2 separate regions of the Homo sapiens genome follow, and region 2 is linked to region 1. A link is an interaction called in ENCODE POLR2A ChIA-PET data of the cell type or tissue named here. Cell type or tissue: PC-3. All regions are shown on one strand.

What was found. Peaks named below come from ENCODE experiments on the same cell type or tissue, not always from the same donor. Only the 100,000 strongest peaks of a DNase experiment are listed, where the experiment ranks them.
Region 2: POLR2A ChIA-PET joins it to region 1 with 11 read pairs; 2 of 35 experiments call an interaction of 5 or more read pairs at or near these places.

Annotation. Positions count from the first base shown.
Region 1 is chr7:18,009,634-18,017,633 of GRCh38, forward strand. No RefSeq gene overlaps it. Among named protein-coding and RNA genes, the nearest start is that of PRPS1L1, 14 kb to the right of the region's middle. In PC-3, no CTCF peak of the experiment used is centred here; a DNase peak (open chromatin) is centred at 4,568; H3K27ac peaks cover 1,654 bases.
Region 2 is chr7:17,906,103-17,914,102 of GRCh38, forward strand. The region is part of intron 1 of SNX13 (sorting nexin 13); the gene reads right to left. Among named protein-coding and RNA genes, the nearest start is that of SNX13, 30 kb to the right of the region's middle. In PC-3, no CTCF peak of the experiment used is centred here; no DNase peak of the experiment used is centred here.

The DNA of each region.
Region 1 (8,000 bases):
ATTCAACTTCTTCCTGGCTTAGACTTGAGAGTGTGTATGTGTCCAGGAATTTATCCATTTCTTCTAGATTTTCTAGTTTATTTGCATAGAGGTGTTTATAGTATTCTCTGATGGTAGTTTGTATTTCTATGGGATCAGTGGTGATGTCCCCTCTATCATTTTTTTATTGCATCTATTTGAATCTTCTCTCTTTTCTTCTTTATTAGTCTGGCTGGTGGTCTATCTATTTTGTTGATTTTTTTCAAAAAATTAGCTCCTGGATTCATTGATATTTTTGAGGGTTTTTTTCATGTCTCTCCTTCAGTTCTGCTCTGATCTTAGTTATTTCATGTCTTCTGCTAGCTTTTGAATTTGTTTGCTGTTGCTTTTCTAGTTCTGTTAATTTTGATGTTAGGGTGTCAATTTTAGATCTTTTCTGCTTTCTCCTGTGGGCATTTAGTGCTATAAATTTCCCGCTAAACACTGCTTTAAATGTGTCCCAGAGATTCTGGTACATTGTGCCTTCGTTCTCATTGGTTTGAAAGAACATATTATTTCTGCCTTCATTTCGTTATTTACCCCGTAGTCACTCAGGAGCAGGTTGTTCAGTTTCCATGTAGTTGTGTGGTTTTGAGTGAGTTTCTTAATTCTGAGTTCTAATCTGATTGCACTGTGGTCTGAGAGACTGTTTGTTATCATTTCCATTCTTTTGCATTTGCTGAGGAGTGTTTTATTTCCAATTATGTGGCCAATTTTAGAATAAGTGTGATGAGGTGCTGAGAAGAATGAATATTCTGTTGATTTGGGCTGGAGAGTTCTATAGATGCCTATTATGTCTGCTTGGTCCAGAGCTGAGTCCAGGTCCTGAATATCCTTGTTAATTTTCTGTCTCATTGATATGTCTAATATTGACAGTGGGGCATTAAATTCTCCTATTATTATTGTGTGGGAGTCTAAATGTCTTTTTAGGTTTCTAAGAACTTGCTTTATGAATCTGGGTGCTCCTGTATTGGGTGCATTTATATTTAGGATAGTTAGCTCTTCTTGTTGCATTGATCCCTTTACCATTATGTAATGCCCTTCTTTGTCTCTTTTGATCTTTGTTGGTTTAAAGTCTGTTTTATCAGAGATTAGGATTGCAACTCCTGCTTTTTTTTTGCTTTTTATTTGCTTGGTAAATATTCCTCCATCCCTTTGTTTTGAGCCTATGTATGTCTCTGCATGTGAGATGGGTATCCTGAATACAGCACACTGATGGGTCTTGACTCTTTATCCAATTTGCCAGTCTGTGTGTTTTAATTCGAGCTTTTAGCCCATTTACATTTAAGGTTAATATTGTTATGTGTGAATTTGATCCTGTCTTAATGATGCTAGCTGGTTGTTTTGCCCATTAGTTAATGCAGTTTCTTCATACTGTTGATATGCTTTACAATTTGGTATGTTTTTGCAGTGGTTGGTACTGGCTGTTCCTTTCCACATTTAGTGCTTCCCTCAGGAGCTCTTGTAAGGCAGGTCTGGTGACAAAATCCCTCAGCATTTGCTTGTCTGTAAAGGATTTTATTTCTCCTTTGCTTATGAAACTTAGTTTGGCTGGATATGAAATTCTGGGTGGTTGAAACTTCTTTTCTTTGAGAACGTTGAATATTGGCCTCCATTCTCTTCTGGCTTGTAGCGTTTCTGCAGGCAGATCTGCTGTTAGTCTGATGGGCTTCCGTTTGTGGATAACCCGACCTTTCTCTTTGGCTGCCCTTAACATTTTTTCCTTAATTTCAACCTTGGTGAATCTGATGATTATGTGCCTTTGGGTTGCTCTTCTCAAGGAGTATTTTTGTGGTGTTCTTTGTGTTTCCTGAATTTGAATGTTGGCATGTCTTGCTAGGGTGGGGAAGTTCTCCTGGATAATATCCTGAAGAGTGTTTTCCAACTTGGTTCCATTCTCCCCGTCACTTTTAGGTACACCAATCAAATGTAGATTTGGTCTTTTCACATAGTCCCACATTTCTTGGAGGCTTTGTTTGTTGCTTTTTATTCTTTTTTCTCTAATCTTGTCTTCTGTCTTTATTTCATTAAGTTGATCTTCAGTCACTGATATCTTTCTTCCACTTGATTGATTCAGCTATTGATACTTATGTTTTTCAGCTCCATCAGGTCATTTGTGTTCTTCTCTACATCGGTTATTCTAGTTAGCAATTCAACTATCCTTTTTTCAAGGTTCTTAGCTTCCTTGCATTGGGTTAGAACATGCTCCTTTAGCTTGGAGGAGTTTGTTATTACCCACCTTCTGAAGCCTACTGCTGGCAGTTTGTCAAACTCATTCTCCATCCAGTTTTGTTCCCTTGCTGGCAAGGAGTTGTGATCCTTTGGAGGAAAAGAGGCATTCTGGTTTTTGGAATTTTCAGGCTTTTTGTGCTGGTTTTTCCCCATCTTTGTGGATTTCTCTATCTTTCGTCTTTGATGTTGGTGACCTTTGGATGGGGTCTTTGAGTAGATGTGCTAATCCTTTCTGTTTGTTTCCTGTTTGTTTCTTTTCCTTCTAACAGTCAGGACTCTCTGCTGCCAGTCTGATAGAGTTTGCTGGAGGTCCGCTCCCAAACTTGTTTGCCTGGATATCACTAGTGGAGGCTGCAGAGCAGCAAAGATTGCTGCCTGTTTTTTCCTCTGGGAGCTTCGAGCCAGAGGGGCACCTGCCAGATGCCAGCCAGAGCTCTCCTGTATGAGGTGTTTTTTGGCCCCTACTGGGAGTTCTCTCCCAGTCAGTATACATGGGGGTCAGGGACTCACTTGAGAGCCAGTCTGACCCTTTGCAGAACTCGAACTCTGTGCTGGGAGTTCCGGTGTTCTTTTCAGAGCCACCAGGCAGGGACGTTTAAGTCTGCTATAAGCCCCTGACTGGGGCTGCTGCCTTTTTTACAGAGATGCCCTGTCCAGAGAGGAGAAATATGGCAGTCTGGCCTCAGCAGCCTTGCTGAGCTGCAGAAGTCTCCACCCAGTTCGAACTTCCCAGTGGCTTTGTTTACACTGTGACCGTAAAACCACCTACTCAAGCCTCAGCAATGGTGGATGCACCTACCCCACCAAGCTCGAATGCCCCAGGTGGATCTCAGACTGCTGCTGTGCTGGCAGTGAGAATTTCAAGCCAGTGGATCTTAGTTTCCTGGGCCCCATAGGGGTGGGACCCGCCCAGCCAGATCACTTGGCTCCCTTGCTTCAGGAACCCTTTTGAGGGGAGTGAACGGTTCTGTCTTGCTGGCATTCCAGGCGCCACTGGGGTATGGAAAAAAAAAAGAGCTCCTGCAGCTAGTTCAGTGTCTGCCCAATTGGCCACCCAGTTTTGTGCTTGAAACCCAGGGCCCTGGTGGGGTAGGCACCGGAGTGGATCTCCTGGTTTGCAGGTTGCGAAGACTGTGGGACAAGCACGGTATCTGTGCCGGAGTTCCTCAGGCTCAGACCCTCACAGCTTCCCTTGGGTAGGGGAGAAAATTCCCCGACCCCTTGTGCTTCCTGGGTGAGGCAACGCCCAGCCCTGCTTTGGCAGCTCTCCATGGGCTGCACCTACTGTCCAACCAGTTCCAGTGAGATGAACTGGGTACCTCAGTTGGAAATGCAGAAATCACCCACCTTCTGTGTTGATCTTGCTGGGAGCTGTAGACCAGAGCTGTTCCTATTTGGCTATCTTGAATCCATTTCTCGACCAATGTGTTTTCAATGCAAAGAAAAAGATTTGCCTATAAGGCACTTTTAAAACCAACTGTACTTATATTAGTCTATTTTATGCCTCCTCTCACTGTTCTAAGCACTGTAAGAAATAAAAAAGTAGAGCAAATGGTCATTTCTTACAGAATCCTTCCAATCCTCCTGTGAACGGCAGGACTAACAAAACGTATGAAGCAATTAGGAAAGAAGTACTAAATTGTTAAAAAAATATATATATACTGGGTCAATGTACCAAAGAGCTGGAGGGTCCAGGAAAGACTTTATGTTGGGATTCCTACTGGAGCTTGCCTTTGAGCAACGAGTAGGACTGGAACATGCAGGGAAGAGGAAGGAGGGCAGATTATGTGGAACCAACAGCATGAGAAAAGGACTTGGCCTGTGAGCTAATCATATCTGACTCTTGGGAATTCTTGGGAAATTTGATTGAATGGACCATGGTTTTACAGGACCAACAGGTTCTTATGCCCACTGTACAGTAATAAACCAATACACTGAAGGGTTTGCAGCAGAGAAAGAGTTTAATAATCACAGGGTGGCTGAGTGAGAAGATGGGAGGAGACCCTCAAATCCATCTCCCGAAGGAGTTCGGAGCTGGAGTTTTTAAGGGAATCATGGAGGGCAAGAGGCTAGAAAATTGGGGTTATTGATTGGCCAGGGTAAGGGGTATAAAATCATCAGGATGTGAAAACTGCATTCTTTGGTGAGTCAGCTCCTTGTGGGGTCCTTCAACTGACATTAGTAGTTTTGCTGGTATGTAGGAGTTGAAAGAATATCTCAAAGGGAAAACTTAACCTTTCATAATGTTCAAGTTGTTATCTATAGAGCAGTTAAGGGAGCTATAATCCAGAGTCTATGTGATTCTAGAACAACAGGCACCACACAACTATGAGGAAGCAGGTCAGAAGGCAAGCTGACCTAATGATTAATGCTGAATGTGCTGCAAGCTCAGTTTATTTTATAAAGTTTATAAGGATAGTTTCATTGGGAGTTTTTTTTTTTTTTTTTTTTTTGACGGAGTTTCGCTCTTGTTACCCAGGCTGGAATAAAATGGCACGATCTTAGCTCACTGCAACCTCTGCCTCCCGGGTTCAAGCAATCTCCTGCCTCAGCCTCCTGAGTAGCTGGGATTATAGGTGCCCGCTACCATGCCCGGCTAATTTTTTGTATTTTTGGTAGAGATGGGGTTTCACCATGTTGGCCAGGCTGGTCGCGATCTCCTGATCTCAGGTAATCCACCTGCCTTGGCCTCCCAAAGTGCTGGGATTACAGGCATGAGCCACCATGCCTGGCCTCACTGGGAGATTCTTAACAGCCAAACAGAAGAATTTTTCAAATGCAGTAGACAATAGAAAATTAATATTGGGCTTTTGAACATCAGAATGATGAGATTAAAAGGATGCTTTTGAAGGTTACTATCAGCATTTCGTAGGCGAAAGTATGTAGATACATATTAGTGGCAAGGGAACAGGTAGAATTGACTTAGGTCAGCCTTGTTAGCAAGCACATGGGGACCTCAGCAGGGAGCTGGTCAAGGCCAAAACTGGGTGGAGAGCTACTCACAGTGGCAAAGATTAGGGTGTGGGAAGTGAGAGGGTGGCCCCAGTGAGATCAGACGGGGGCTCCAAAAGCAGAGCACCCAAAAGACACAGCAAGCTTGGGCATGATACCAGCAACTGCCAGCATCAGAAGAGTGGATTTGATGGGCAGAAGGCAATGATAGGAAATCTAGGTAATGATGCAGAAGAGTTGAACAGATGTGATAATGCAGGAGGTGCAAGAGAAACCAGCTTCTCCTCAGGAAAGGACATAGACACTAAGACTAGCAAGCTTCTAGGGTCTTCACATCACCTGGGGCTCAGGGTAGGGCCGCAGTCTAAATGGGTACAAGGGCACAGAGCTGATAGAATATAGAGAAGAAGGCGAATCAAAGGAAAAAGCTAGTCTAATGGCTAACATAAGAGGGAGGATCAGAGGGTGACAACCCAAGGAATGCCCAGACACCCGAGGCTGGGTCCTCATATGGCAGACCTTGGGCTTAGCCACGTTGGTGGTAAAGGAGAAACAGAGGGCATATGGAACCACCACTGTGGGTAGCTGTTCCATTGCTGTGGTTAATTTAAAATCTGCACCAGGTTGCAGATTCAAAGGTTTTGAGCCTGCTTTTGTTAGGATTGGTTGAGAAGCTAGCAAGTTTCTTTGAGAATAGCCAAGGAAGGGGAGGTGAGAGACAGAAAATAGGGGTTGACCCTTGAAGCTGATGCAATACTGCAGGTAGCAACAACCTATAATTTAACTTTTTGATATTTTAGCCTACTGATATATGTTTTGAAGAAGTACTTATGCTTAAGGAGTAGAGGAAAGACAAAACTTGGGAAAACTTGAGAGGTGTACACATTCAACTTCAGTATAATTTTGAATAACTCTCATGTTTAGGAATGGGATTTTCTTATTTATTTACATTTCTGATTACTTGAGTTATTTAGAAAACATTTTTGGGCATAGGTTTTTCCTACATCTGTTTTTCTTGGGTTAGCTTAAATTTCCTGCCTTATCATTAATATAAATTAATATTTCTTCAATAATTGAAGACTGCACATTACTCACAGTCATTACTCTTTACTGAAGAAATAGAAAATTTAGTTTTAGACAATACTTTATTAACTCCAGGACAAACATATTTGTAAATGAGGCCCCAATTTTAGCTTCTCTCATCTATTGTAAGAATTCAGTACATCGTACCGATGATGTTGAGGGTCCCATTTAACTCGAAGAGACTTTGATTCCATGGTTTCCTTACAAGTCTAGGGCACATGCCCATAAGAATTAAAAAGGTTACTCAAAGATTTTGCTTGTTTGAATATATATTAACTATTAAACTTTGCATAAATAGCATTTTAGGGTGTTTATTAAAATTTCCATGTATTACCCAAATTCTGTAATCAAACAGAGGAACGCACAAAGAGTCTTATAAGTGAGTCAGCTAATGGATGGAGATTTCTGTTTCAAATAAATAAAAGGAGAAAATCTAGGCTTTTTTCATGTCCACATAATGTGACCAAAACTCTTCTAGCTGTTTCACACATAAACGTTTATATTAAATTACAGCAGTTGTGCGAGGTATTTTGTCTCTTTTGTGGAAATGAAGAATCAAAGATTCAAAGACATATATTAATTGGTTACTAAGATAGCTGATAGTACAGCTAATATTATAATATTAACAGCTAATGCGCCGTAATACAGCTGTACGGTAATATAGCTGGCACAGCCAGAATTTACCTTAAACTCTAATTCTAAAACTCATTTTTGTTTTCACTGTCCCTTTCAGAAATATGTCTGCATATATAAACTGTTATAAAAGAAATAGTCATAATCCGTTTTTTCCGGATACTGCAGTTGTGAAGTTTACATCAGTATATATTGCTGAGTCAATAAAATAAGTTTAACCCCATAGATTAACCCAAACTTTTTAAAATGTAATAATTTAGTATTTCCCCAAATAAAAGTCAGCTGAGAAGTTGCCCTAGTCTAGTGATAACCTTATGAGAGGGATGGCATTTAAGTTTCGCCTTCTATGCCAGGTCTTATCAATTGATAGTGGCTGCCTGGATACCTGCATGGAGAAAGAATCTGAGGTCATGTCTCAAGTCAGCAGGAAGGAATTCTAGGATCCACGAGAGATGAAGGCCATGGTCATTGTAGGGGAAAGTAGCAGCTCAAGTATTGACCAGAGCTGCCACAGGTATTAGTAAAGTAGCATGTCTTTTGGAATGTTACTGCTCAAAACTGTCTTCTGCACTCAAAATTACCTCAATCAGTCTTGGTTTTGAGGCTTCGTGTTTCCTAAGCTTGCCAGATCATAAGAATCATTGAAGATAATCATTTAAAAATGTTGTTTTCCAAGCCTCTTATCTGAAGATTCGGGAAGTCAAGAGTGGGAAGCCAAGAATTTGATGACCTGGCAAGTTTGGGAATGTATGAGTTGCCAGTGTTTTCAGAAAGCTCCTGTGAAAGATAAAATTCTTATTAATGAGGAATAATTTAAGACATAATTTTCCTAGTAGAGACTTGAGCACTAACAAGCAAGGAGCAAACAAAAGATCAATTTGAGGTTAGGTGCAGTGGTGCACTCCCAAAATCCCAGAGCTTTGGGAGGCTGAGGCAGGAGGATTACTGAAGCCCAGGATTTCAAAACCAGTCTGGGCAGCATAGTGATACCGCATCTCTCTACAAAAGAAAATAATTTAAAAATTAGCCAGGCATGGTGATAGTCCTGTGGTCCCAGCTACTCAAGGGGCTGAGGTGGGAGG
Region 2 (8,000 bases), 100 kb before region 1:
AACCATATATAAATAATCACAAGTACAAGATGATTTTACAAAAGAGGGAGAACGACAGCCAGATGGCACTAGCCATGAATTATAATAAACTGATACATGGTTAGACTTATCAGTGCCCAAAAGAACAAATGAAAGAGAAAAAAAATGTAAAAGTCACAATTCATTCGACATTTAATAAAACATAGACAAAACTATTTCCACATGATATTAAAATTAACTGCTTAGATTCATCTCATAGCTTTTATCATCCCTAACATTAGTATAAGGAAATAATAGATCAACAACTCTGGTATAGAAAACCTTAAGGGAAACTATAAATATATATAAAATATGTACCACACAATTTAAAAAAACCATTTGATCAAAATTTTAGTTGATATGGTAAATTCACACGTAGTTTATTTAGTTCCAACTATACTCCCACCTCAAAGAAAAAAAAAATCACACCTCCTTTACTCAGGAGGCCTACTCCTTAACTTCCTCTCATAATCTGATATGGCCAAAAGGTGGTTAGAGCAAGAATCAATGATCAAATTATAATATCTTGTGACACATTTTTTAATTATAATTTTTAACTGTAAGATCTAATTGTTATACAAGTGGAATTTACTTCCAGAGAAATCTGTTCCTAAAAGTGAACACACAAACTCAAGGAATCATAACTCTTTATTTCCACAGGGTCAACCAACAGAAGAGCCAAAGGTCAGTTCCAATTACCTCCTTGATTTTTCTATAGAATAAATAGGAGACTTCCTGTAAAAATTCTTTAAACTGATTCAACAAAAATAAATAAATAAATAAAGATAATACAGTCAGCCCTAACAAATCATCCTGTGAGTTCATTTGGTGTATCAGGTGTTCAGATTTTGAAAGCCACAAGCTGACAGAAACATTTCCATTCATGTTGGTTATGTTCTTGGGGCGAAACACCAAGTATTTTTTGTATTGTGTTTATAATTTTGTACTAAAATATGCAGGACAAAATAATAGAAAAAAATCCTCCCTAAAAACCATTCCAGTTTCAAGTCCCAGAAACAACAAGACCTCAGCAAACAAGGAGCCAAAGGTGGCAATGATTGATTCACTGCCAGTACAGTCACTAAAGATGGGTCTCAGCCCATCTGACTTATAACCTCTATTACTCACTCAATCTCTAAATCTTCTAAGCCCAGGGACTCAGTCTGTCTCCTTTTCCACTATAATTTTCTGGAGCTTCCAGTCAAGTTTTTTCTTTCATCCTAGTATGCAACAGAAACAAGTACATTTCAATACCTCAGAAGGTGATACTAGTTGCTCTTTGTTACAGAGAATGTAAGGATTGAGAAAGGGATCAGAAACTGACAATGTTTTACCTGACCAACAACAGCACTTTTTAAAATTCTGAGTAAGCATTTAAAAATCTGTAAAAATCAGGATTTCTGGCTTTTCTTGAAAAACAGAAATATCTGGAATCAGGAATCGGTGGAATTGCACACCTGCAAGGCAATAACTGGATAAAACTGAGTAGGCAGCAACACCCCCCCTGAAAATAAGCCATGAATGTTTTAGTACTGCTACAGCCCCACACTTGCTATAAGGTTTATCTGATGCTGAGTCCAAGACATGATATCTCAACATAATTTTACTGCCATTTTGATTAAAGTTGGGAAAGCATACAGGAAATAAAAGGGACCAAGAAAAATTAACACTAGTTTGCAAGTATGCCCTTGATTACCTTTAAGCAGAAGAAAGCTTGCAATTCCCAGGGTTCTGTTTTTACCTTCTTATAGTCTTACTAGATATGCAATCCTTGAGTTTTCTAGTCCACCATTTATATGTCCACCCATATGTACTGTGACTTCCAAAACTGTGCCTCCAGCTCAGAAATATCTCCTGAGTTTCAGAAACTTATATTCAACTACACACTGAACGCTCCTACCTGAATTTGTCATAAAGATCATAAACTTATCATGTCCAAAATTAAATTCATTCAAGATCCCAAATGTTTCCTATATTCCTTTACTTTTTTAAAAGGAGGCATCAATACCTACCCAATTACTGAGAAGAGAAATTCTAGAGTTGCCTTGGATTATCCTCTTGGAATTTTTCAGCCAATTAGCTATCAGGGCCTGCCTGACCATTTTATATCTTAAGTATCTTTTGAAACCTTCCCTTCCTCACAGCCAAAGCTTGACACAAAACCTTCATTATAGCTGCATGACTATATCATTACTGCTTCTCCCTGTATTCCATCCTCCTTACTGCCAAAATGACCTTTGAGAAAGATTCTAAAATACTTGGCTTTTCCATGATCATGACTTGCTCTCTTGCTTCTGTTCTCTAGGATGGATTACTTTTACTCCCTAGCAAAAAATTCTATCAAGTTCCCCTCAAGAACCAGCTGAAATTGTTATCTCCCATGAAGCAAACCTTCCCTCATAAACACCTCACACTCTTCCCAAATATATTTTTCATTGTATTCTCTGCTTCCACTGCACAATTTACAATTCTACAATAGTTATTTATGCATATTTGCCTCTTCTAAACTAGAAGCTTCTTTCATTCATTCACTAAACATTTACTGAAGTCTATCATGTGCCTAGGATAGTAAGGTTCTGCAATTTCAAAGGTAAATAAAGCATAGTTTTCCTGGAATCAAAAAGCTCACAGTTTTGTAGGAGACAACATACATATAATTACAAAACAATACAGTAAGTAAAATGACATATGCTTCAGTTATTACAAGACTTTAGGAAGGAACATATCATCTGACTCAGCTAGAAAGGGTGGGGCAGGGGGGTCAGTCAGAGGAAGCATCTTGGAAAATGCGACACCTAAGATTAGTCTCCAAGAATTATAAGGATATAGCCAGGTGAAGAACAGAATAACTGATAAAGAGACCATAATATGAGTAGGCACTGAAGCAAGGAACGATGTTCTGTGTGTTAAAAGAAAGCCCTTAAACAAACAAAAGACATGAAGAGACACTTTGCAAAAGAAACAGATGAAAAGCTCAACATCACTAATCATTAGAGAAATGCTAATCAAAAAAAAATTAAAAAAAACATGAGATACCATCTCACGCCAGTCAGAATGCCGATTATTAAAATGTCAAGAAACAACAGATGCTAATGAGGTTGTGGAGAAAAAGGAATGCTTTACACTGTTGGTGGGAGTGTAAATTAGTTCAACCATGTGGAAGACAGTGTGGCAACTCCTCAAAGACTAGAGGCAGAAATACGACTTGACCCAGCAATCCCATTACTGGGTATATACCCAAAGGAATAGAAATCATTCTATTATAAAGATACATGCACATGTATGTTCACTACAGCACTATTCACAGTAGCAAAAATATGGATTCAACCCAAAAGCCCATCAACGATAGACTGGATAAAGAAAATGTGGTACATATACACCATGGAATACTATGCAGCCATAAAAAGGAACAAGAGACTAACAAGATCACATCCTTTGTAGGGACATGGGTCGAGCTAGAAGCCATTATTCTCAGCAAACTAATGCAGGAACAAAAAAACCGAACACTGCATGTTCTCATTTGCAAGTAGAAGCTGAATGATGAGAACATATGGACACACAGATGGGAAAAATACACACTGGCACCTGTCTGGCAGGTGTGGATGGGAGGAGCGAGAGCATCAGGAAGAACAGCTAATGGTTGCTGGGCTTAATACCCAGGTGATGGGATGATCTGTGCAGCAAACCACCATGGCACACACTTACCTATGTAACAAATCTGCACATCCTGCACATGTACCCCTGAACTTAAAAGTTGAAAAAGACATATTTGAATAGTATTTAACCTATCTTAAGCCATTTACGTTTTCTACAAATCCATTGATCAAATATAATACAAGAAATTGTTTTAGTAAATATGTCACAGCAATACGATGGCCTCAAATTTAAGGACACTCAAAACCGAGCCCTACAAACTGACTCCTAGAGCAAAGGTAGAAGACAAAGAGATCTGACCTGTACTTAAGTCAATTAAAACCTAACATAACTCCTTCAAAGTACCCAAGACTATTTCAGTGTTGCTATTTCTTTTTGATTATTTTCCTTTTATTTTGTGCAATAAATAGACTGATATTTAATTAGACCTCCAAAATCATTCCCATAGGTTTTAGGAACATAAATATAATAAGGGAAAAGAAATTCACCTCAGTTTGAATGAAAGGAATAAAACAAAATACAATTCAATAAACCACTGGAAAAATAACAGATAAAACTGGTTGAAAAATCTGTTGCAAAAGATGTACCGAGAGTTCGTACCTCAAACAAAACGACTAATTTTTGGCTTTCTTTTTCAAGTCAGCATGATCTCAGCATGATGGAGGACAAGGAAGATAAAAACAAAATGGAGGTATGTACAATGGTGCTGCCACTGTGTAAAACAATCGGCAGTTTCTCAAAAAATTGAACACAGAATTATGATATGACTCAGCAATTCCACTCCTATGTACATACCCAAAATAATTAAAACCAGGTACTCAAACAGAAACATGTACACACATGTTCACAGCAGCACTAATTACTATAGCCAAAAGGAGGAAATGCCCCAAATGTTTATCAGTGAATGAACAAATTGTGGTATCTACCTATAATTCAGCCATGAAAAGGAATAACGTACTAGTACATGCTATAATATGAATGAGCTTAAAAAACTTATGTTAAATGAAAGAAGCCAGACACAAAGGCCACAGTTTGTGTGATTTCATTTATATAAAATATCCAGAATACATAAATCCATAGTAACAGAACTCAGATTGGTGACTGCCACGGGCTGGGGCGGAAGAGGAAAATGGCTTAATGGATACAGTCTTCTTTTTAGGGTGATAAAAATGTTCTGACACTAATTAGAGGTGGTGGTTGCATACCATGGTGAATGAACTCAATACCAATGAATCACTCATTTTTAAATGGCTAATTTTACATTATGTCAATGCTAACTCAACTTCCAAACGTTAAAAAACAAAACAAAACAAAACTGGGCCTGTTGTTAGAAGACACAATTTCTAGACCAGGTTCCAGGCTAGCTACTTTTTGTTGACCTCTCCAAGCCATGGTTTCTTCATCTGTACAACAGTTGAAAACACATGATATCCAAGGTCCCTCTCATTAACTGTATCTGTAGCACTGAATTTATAAAGAATTGTATCATATAGGAATGTATCTGAAAAACAAAGTGTGAAGTAGTACTTAACGTTCTCAGCAACAGTTTTTCAGGAAAGTCATTAGAAAGCTAAACATAATTGCCGGGGCGCAGTGATTCATGCCTATAATCCCAGAACTTTGGGAGGCTAAGGCAGGCAGATCACTTGAGGTCAGGAGTTCAAGACCAGACTGGCCAACATGGTGAAACCCCGCCTCTACCAAAAATACAAAAATTAGCCAGGCGTAGTGGTGTATGTCTGTAGTCCCAGCTGCTCTGGAGGCTAAGGCAGGAGAACTGCTTGAACCAGGAAGCAGAGATTGCAGTGAGCCAAGATCGCGCCACTGCACTCCAGCCACGGCAACAGAGCGAGACTCTGTCTCAAAAAAAAAAAAAAAAAAGTTTAACATAATTGCTTCCCATAACGACTTTACTTAAAAATTGATGTAAGTATTAAAAGATAATGCAATGAAGGCAATGCTACAAGGAGTACAATATGTTATTAAGATTATTATCTTTTAGCGGTCAAACTATACCCAAGGATAGAAATCAGAGAATCAAAAATAAATAAGTAGATTTTTTTAAAAAGAGAGAGAGAATCTACACAAAAAGCCTAGACTAAATAAGTCTTGGGCATCTTCCCCAGCATCAGTTCTTTCAGGCTTTGAGAGATACTCAAGAGTATCACATAGTCTGAGGTCACTAAATGTTGGCATTCTATATTTGCAATCAGAGTCAATCCAGGCAGATTTTTTTCCCAAGATTGTGGATTAGAGGTTTTGAGTGTGCCTCAGCCACTTGGAATTAGCAAAATAGTGCATAAAGATCAACTCTGCAAGCTTTAATTCAAGAAAGAAAACAGGATTCACCAGAATGCAAAGAACACCCCAGAACCCAGGAAGAAGAAGGTGGGCAGGCAGCCCCAGGGACAGCATTTGGCTGAGAAAAGTAAGTGAAGCTCCAGTACATGAAAGGGACAGTCAGTATCCCTCTGTGACTCACCTTTCCACTGGGGATCTGTGCAACCCAGGCCATGGGAGAGCGCCCTGTTTCTCCCAAACACTGACACTAAACTGGGAAAAGGCTGAGAGACTGAGACAGGAAAAGACACCAGGAAAAGCTGCAGGCATTTTCCCAGGCATGGGAATAAGAGGAAAATGCTTTTTTTTTTTGGAAATGGAGTCTCACTCTGTTGCCCAGGTTGGAGTGCCGTGGCATGATCTTGACTCACTGCAACCTCCTGCCTCCCGGGTTCAAGTGATTCTCCTGCCTCAGCCTCCTGAGTAGCTGGGATTACAGGCGCCCACCACCACACCTGGCTAATTTCTGTATTTCTAGTAGAGACGGGGTTTACACCATGTTGGCCAGGCTGGTCTTGAACTTCTGACCTCAAGTCATCCACCTGCCTTGGCCTCTCAAAGTGCTGGGATTACAGGCTTGAGCTACCACACCCAGCCAGAGGATGCCATTTCTAATCTGGGCTCATGCAAAGTAAGTCACTGTTTGGCAACCTGGCAGCAGCAGCCATTGCAGGCATTTTAGTCTCAGGCCAGAGACTGAAGCACTTGCCCTGGAGTGGGGAAAGGACCCTCACAGTCAGAATTGAGTGGCGAGTGTGGAAAGCACCCAAGCAGCAAGCACTGAAATTAGACTTTCCCATCACAGGACTGGAGCAGGAAGAGACTTGTGAAGCTGAGGTTTCTCCTAGGATGCAAGACTCGCAGCCAGGGACAGCTCTGCAACCTAAAACTGGTCTATGTGTGTCACTGCTGGGCACCCCAGTCTGCTTTCATGGACAGTTCAGGGAGAGTGTCTCACTAGTTCTGAGGAGCGGGAGGGAGGCAGACTCCACTCCCATGGAGATCTAACCCTTGGCAGGGACTGCCCCTGAGGGAGAAGGGAGAGCACCCCACCAAAACCCACCTTGGGTCAAAGGAAACACAAGTGTGGTGCCAGCCACAAAAGGAGGGACCACCAAAATCTGGGAATGAACTTGAAGAGGGGGTAATCTCTTAATCCCCACCACTCCCCAGTGCACTGTTGCAGAGACAGCAGTGGCTCTTCCCACTGGGGTCCAGGGAACGGGGTCTGAAAGGGGCCATTTCTTAGACTTCTCCAGAAGCTTCACCCTCACCAAAGGTGAGCACACCCTCACCAAAGGTGGAGCACTTTTCAGGCTTCTCCACCGCCTCCACCTCTGCTGAGGGTAAGCATGTGCAGAGTTAAGAGCCCACCTGCCAATTCTTAATCTTAAGTGCCACCTACTGGACTGCAGCCTAAATCATAACACCAAACAAAAATATGTTGCTACAATAAACAATATCTGACAAAACCACCATATGAATTTATCTGCAACCAAGGAACCCATACAGAGCCTTGGCCCTCTGAAAGCACCCAGAAACAAAGCCAACTGATCACAAGCAACATACGTCAGTCATACCCTCAAGGGAAAACAGAAATTAAAAATCAAAAAGCCCGAGCCAAACAATAGCAAATTAACAAAAACAAAAAAAAAAAAAAAAAAAAAAGAAGCAGCATCGGCTCCCTCAGATGAGAAGGAACCAGCACAAGAACTCCGACAATACAAAAGCCAGTGTTTTGTCACATCCAAAGGATCACACTAGCTCCCTAGCAATGGATCCTAACCAGAATGAAATATCTGAAATGACAGTATAAAATTCAGAATATATATGGAGCAAAGAAACTCAATGAGGTCCAAGAGAAAGATGAAATCCAACACAAAGAAGCCAGAAAAACAATCCAATTCAAAAGATGACATAGCTGTATTAAGAAAGAACCAAACAGAACGTCTGGAATTGAAAAATTTCAAAATACAGTTGGAAGCCTT